Regions from separate parts of the Homo sapiens genome. Here region 1 is linked to region 2. Evidence: chromatin loops called from intact Hi-C (ENCODE). Cell type or tissue: heart right ventricle. All regions are shown on one strand. Links, peaks and the distances in the headings refer to the core of each region. The heading gives the core; the rest is flanking DNA.

Region 1 (2,899 bases), core at 150-2,649, 53 kb after region 2:
TGGGAGGGCTCCCTAGTCAGGCACAGCCCCCTGACCTGTGGCATCGTGTGGGTGTGTGGGGAGGTCCTGACGTGCCCAGCTGGCATCACTGCTGTGGTTTCCCAGAGGCTGATGCAGACCGCAGGCGGGTCCATTCGGACCCAGGGCTCCGACTCCTTCATGGCTAACGCGTTATGTTTGGGAGAAGCAGTCTCTAAGAATGAGGACAGAAGGGGAAGCCCTGAGGGTGACAAGGTGGGGGGCTGCCCCTCTCCTCTCAGGGCTCCAGAGTTCATGAGGAGGGGTCCCTGGTGGAGGCTGGGCCAGGCGGTGCCCCGATCAGTGCCGGTGGGTGATGAGGGCCGGGGTGCAGTCACTGGGCGCGCACACTCTGGCGGGTGTCTGCTGTCCTGGGTGGGGACACGGTGCGTGTGACCCTGCAGAGTGCTGGCTGGGCTGGAGCCGGGGCCGCTGGACACAGATGGAAGGTAGACGCAGGTATGAGACCAAACGCAGAACACAGTGCTGGCCAGAGCCCCGGGTCGCAGAAACGTGTTCCGGTCCTCGGAGGACTTTGCAGAACTTCAGTCCAGGGTGGGGCATGGCTGGACCCTGAGGGAGTGGGGCTGCTGGCACAGGGGGAGGCTCAGGGCCCCGCAGGCACTGAGGTGGGGACAGGGGAGGGGCCCTCAGGCCTCGGGGCCCCTGGTCAGGCCCTCGGCGTCCCTGGCAGTGGGCGGGGCTGGCTCAGAGGCCTGCGAGGATGGAACCATTGGCGGTGGAGGCGTGCAGGCAGCTGCCGTGAGCGTCGCGGGTGAGGCTGTAGGTGCAGTAGGCCACGGCGGACCCCAGCGTCAGCCCTGACATGTAGGACACGGTCATGGTGTTCCCTGTGGACAACACCAGCCTGAGGGGAGCAGGGCCAGGGCGGCCACCTGGTGGCCACGGCTGCTCGGGTGTGAGGTGCGGTGACACCCGCCTGAACCGTGCCGCCCCTCCAGGACCCGCTGCCCCATCGCTCCTCCTGGGAGCACCCTCTCCGGATCCTGTCCTTCCTCATTCCTTCTTCCCGAGGCCATCTGCTATGCACTCCAGGCCTTGCCTGCCTTCTCTGAGTCCCCCAAGCCCCCATTTTTAAAATTTAAAGACAAGGTCTTGCTCTGTTGCCCAGACCGGAGTGCAGTGGTACAACCATAGCTTCCTGCAGCCTTGACCTCCTGGGCTCACGCGATCCTCCCACTTCAGCCTCCCGAGTACCTGGGACCACAGGCATGCACCACCGTGCCTGGCTAACCTAAAAAAATTTTTTTGTAGAGACTCCGTCTTGCTATACTGCCCAGGCTGGTCCCAAGTGATAGTCCTACCTTGGCCTCCCAAAACACCGTCCTGAGCCAGTGAGCCTGGCCCTAACCCTCCCCATTTTAATCTCCAGTCTCAGCCAGGTATGGTGGCTGACACCTATAATCCCAGCACTTTGGGAGGCTGAGGCAGGCAGATCACCTGAGGTTAGGAGTTCGAGACCAGCCTGGCCAAGATGGTGAAATCTCACCTCTACTAAAAATACAAACATTCGCCAGGTATGGTGGGGGGCATCCATAATCCCAGCTACTCAGGAGGCTGAGGCATGAGAATTGCTTGAACCTGCGAGGCAGAGGTTGCAGTGAGCTGAGATCGTGCCACTGCACTCCAGCCTGGGGAACAGAGCAAGACTCCATCTAAAAAGAAAAAAAAATCTCCACTCTCCGACTTGCAGCTTCCTCCCTATCAGGAACAATTTGGGATGTCCCATGGGCACCTGGAACGTACCAAGTCCCAAACCCAACCCCAACCCCTCCCAACGAGGCCTCTTCCCATCTCAGTCTGTGCCAGTGCCAGCCTTCTTGCCTTGAGCAGTGGACCCCAAACCTGGAGCCCCCTTCCCTCTCCCACACCCTACCTCTCAACCCATCAGCCGGTCCTGTGGGCTGCCGTCCAAACAAGACCTGGAATCCGGCACCTCCCAGTGCCACGTTGACCTCCTCCAGGTCTGAGCCCCATTCTCAAGGGCCTGGACTGGTGAAGTAGCTCCTCACTCACCTCCATGCCCACGGCAGCTGGAGGGATGCTTTATCAACCATCAAACCCCGTTCCTCTTCTGCTCCATCCCCTGGCCTCAGTGCCGCAGGATCTTTGCACATGCTGCTCCCTCTTCCTGGATGCCTTTCCCTTGCATCCTCACATGGCTATCTCCCTTGCTACCTCCTCCAGGTCTTTGCTCACAAGTCACCTCCTCAGTGAGGTCTTCCCAGATTGCTCCATTTACACTGCTGGCTCCCGAGCCTGACTCTCCCATCCCATCACTCCTGTTTCTCTGCTTTATTTTTCCCCATAGGACTTACTGCCATTCAACCAGTCACGCCGATCTGGGATTTTTTTTTTTTTTTTCCCCAGACAGGATCTTGCTCTGTCACCCAGGCTGGAGTGCAGTGGCGTGATCACAGCTGCAACCTCCAACTCCTGGGCTCAAGTGATCCTCCCATCTCAGCCTCCCGAGTAGCTGGGACCATAGGCGCACGCTACCATACCCAGCTAATTTTTTAAACATTTTTGTAGAGAGGAGAGGCTCTCACTGTGTTGCCCAGGCTGGTCTTTAACTCCTGGGCTCAAGTGATCCACCCGCTTTGCCCTTCCAAAGTGCTGGGATTGCAGGTACGAGCCACTGTGCCCGGCCTGGGCTGCCTCCACATCTGGACAGTCAGTCCCACAGCACGGGGAGCGCCGTTTTGTCGCCACTGTGTCCCCGGTGCCTTGAAAAGCACTTGGTCCACAGGAGGGGCTCACCAAGTAGTTGTGGGATGAACGAACGAATAAATGAGTGAATGAAGTGGCTGAGAATGTCCCCACACCTACGGCCTCCCAGACACTGACTGTTCTGAACCCC
Region 2 (2,899 bases), core at 303-2,802:
CCTGTGACTGGCGGGTGTGATGCCAGGCAGGTGCTTGTGATTGGTGGGCGCCCGTGATTGGCGGTTGGGAGCCGACCTCCGCCGGCCCTGTCTTGCCCGCCCGCCATTTGCCTACCGGATGTCATAGGCGAGGAAGCCTTGTGCGTCATAGAGTTTGCGGCTGTTTGGCCTAGAGAGGCCTGGAGCGCGACTGCTCTTGAGGGTCCTAGAGGTGACCGGACTCCCCTACCCACAGGAAGCATGCCGTCTGTTGCGGACCACGGCTTTGTCGCGAAGTGTTGGCGGAAGCAGTGTTTATGGAGCGCCCACCGTGCTCGGCTATGGATGCAGGGGTTCATTGGCGTTACTGTGTCTGTGGCAGCTCTGACAGTGGTACCCCCATGTTGTTACTGGGGATGATGTGGCCCGAGAGCCAGAGGGGAGTGTGTGCGCTCGGGTGCGGAGAGGCGACTCGGGGTTAAACCTGGTTCGGCCCGACCCACCTACCCACTGGAACCTGCTGCCATCATGGCTGTGTCCCACTATTTTCTTTCTTTTTTTTTTTTTTTTAATTTGAGACGGAGTCTCACTCTGTCGTCCAGGCTGGAGTGCAGTGGTGCGATCTTGGCTCACTGCAACTTCTAGCTCCTGGGTTCAAGCGATTCCCTTGGCTCTGCCTCCCGAGTAACTGGGACTACAGGCTTGTGCCACCACACCCAGCTAATTTTGTATTTTTAGTAGAGACGGGGTTTTGCCATGTTGGCCAGGCTGGTCCTAAACTCCTGACCTCAGGTGATCCACCTGCCTCGGCCTGCAAAGTGCTGGGATTATGGGCGTGAGCTACTGTGCCGTGCGTTTTTTGAGACAGGGTCTCTTCTTATTGCTTAGGCTGGAGTGCAGTGGGGCCATCATAACTCACTGCAGCCTCGAGCTCCTGGGCTCAAGTGATCTTCCTGCCTTAGCCCTCCGAGTAGCTGGGACTAGGTGAGCACCACCACACCCGGCTAATTTTTAAAATTTTTTGTAGAGACAGGGTCTTGCAGTGTTTCCCAGGCTGGTGCCTGGGCTCAAGCAATCCTCCCCTCTGAACCTCCTGAGTATCTGGGACTACAGCTGTGTACCACCACGTGCAGCTAATTTATTTTTATTTTCGTAGAGATGGGGTCTCCCTGTTTTCCAGGCTAGTCTGGAACTCCTGGCCTTAAGCAAGCATCCCACTTTAGCCTCCCGAATAGCTGGGACCATAGGCGCACACTACTACTATTTTTATTTTTATAGAGGCTGAGTGTTGCTGTGTTGCCCATGCTGGTCTTAAACTCCTGGGATCAAGAGATCCTCCTGCCTCAGCCTCCCAAAGTGCTGGGATTACAGGCGTGAGCTGCCTTGCCTAGCTGCTATTGAGCTCTTGAAATGGAGCATTCCTGATGGGACTGAAGAATGGAGTTTTATCTCATTTAACAAGAGACTGTCAGATTGGAGCGTCCTCATGGTTATGGCCTCTTGTGGCCCAGAACCTGCTGCCTGGCAGGTAGTGGGTGCTTGCTCAGTATCTGTGGACAGAGCACCTCATGCCCAGGGCGGACAGGTGCTAAGTTTGTGGCTAGCTGCAGGGAGGCCAGAAGGAGGGAGCTTCCTGGGTTCTGGCCCATGTCAGTGTCAGTGGTGTTTGTTCTGGGAATCCCCAGGCCCTGGGGCGGGTGGAGAGCTTTTGCATTGGCAGCTGCCTGGTTCTGTGTGTCTGGGGCTTTTGATTGGCTCTGGCCGGTTCATGGGCGGAGAAGGGGGAGTTTGACTGTCAAGGGCGAAAAGTCGCCGTGTTTATTGATACCGTAAAGCATGTTTTCTTAAGGAAATAAAAAGTGTTTATGGACTCAGAGTTAAGATATCGTCACCTGCTTTACGGGGTCGTTGGGGGCCTTAAGTGAGCTTACGTGGGCAGAGAGCTGAACGTGGCACCTGGCACGGAATTAAGCTGCTAGTTTTTTCAGGGTGCGTGTGTTTCGTCTGTCCTAGGCTAGCAGGTCACCAGGACTCATGCTCCCTGTGGGTGTGAGTTAAGCAGCTGGCTCATGCCTTCTGTGCTGAGGACATATGAGAGTGTCGTGGTTTCAGTGCTTCTTTGATTGGGATGGGTGTGATCAGAGCAGTGTAGCCTAGGCTCCTGGCCAGTGTGTGGGCACAAGCAGGAAGAGACAGTGCCAGAGACTCATCACTCTGAGGGGGAAGGGAGGGGCTTTCTTTTGCTCTCTCAATCTCTGCTCATTTTGGAAAAGTGAAGGGGGTTCAGGGAAGTCGGGGGAGATTGCTGTTCTTTTGATCTTCTGAGGGATTGGGGTCTGTGGATGCAGTTTGGGTGGTAGCTGAAAGAATTCCCCACTTTCAGGTGGACGTGGATGGGGTGGAGCTGGAGGTCAGAGATGTGCTCTGTCTCTGATGTCTCTGGGGTGCTCCGAGCTGGTGTGTTCACTCTTGGCACGTGTGAGGGAATGTCCGTTTTATTTATTTATTAATTATTACTATTATTATTATTATTTTGAGATGGAGTTTTGCTGTTTTTGCCCAGGCTGGAGTACGGTGGCATGATCTCGGCTCACTGCGACCTCCGCCTCCCGGGTTCAAGTGATTGTCCTGCCTCAGCCTCCTGAGTAGCTGGGGTTACAGGCACGCACCACCACACCCAGCTAATGTTGTTATTTTTAGTAGAGACGGGGTTTCACCACATTGGCCAGGCTGGTCTTGAGCTCCTGACCTCAGGTGATCCGCCTGCCTCGGCCTCCCAAAGTGCTGGGATTAGAGGCATGAGCTGCCGTGCCTGGTCTGGGAATGGTCAAATGGGCAACTTCACTCCATCGTGCCTGTGTCGAAAACTCCACTGTCCTGGATGAGAGAAACGGACTCATGGAGCAGTGAGGAATTCAGT

What was found. Peaks named below come from ENCODE experiments on the same cell type or tissue, not always from the same donor. Only the 100,000 strongest peaks of a DNase experiment are listed, where the experiment ranks them.
Region 1: it touches region 2 in a loop (6-fold over the local background); 1 of 110 quality-filtered maps calls a loop at or near these places.

Annotation. Positions count from the first base shown.
Region 1 is chr7:5,300,767-5,303,665 of GRCh38, reverse strand. It overlaps SLC29A4 (solute carrier family 29 member 4), which reads right to left. Exons shown (of 11, transcript NM_153247.4): 11 at 1-869. The coding sequence ends at 727. Among named protein-coding and RNA genes, the nearest start is that of SLC29A4, 19 kb to the right of the region's middle. In heart right ventricle, for the core only: no CTCF peak of the experiment used is centred there; no DNase peak of the experiment used is centred there.
Region 2 is chr7:5,353,819-5,356,717 of GRCh38, reverse strand. The region is part of intron 16 of TNRC18 (trinucleotide repeat containing 18); the gene reads left to right. Among named protein-coding and RNA genes, the nearest start is that of TNRC18-AS1, 64 kb to the left of the region's middle. RefSeq lists an enhancer at 93-595. In heart right ventricle, for the core only: no CTCF peak of the experiment used is centred there; DNase peaks (open chromatin) are centred at 1,677 and 2,004; H3K4me3 peaks cover 504 bases; H3K27ac peaks cover 1,682 bases.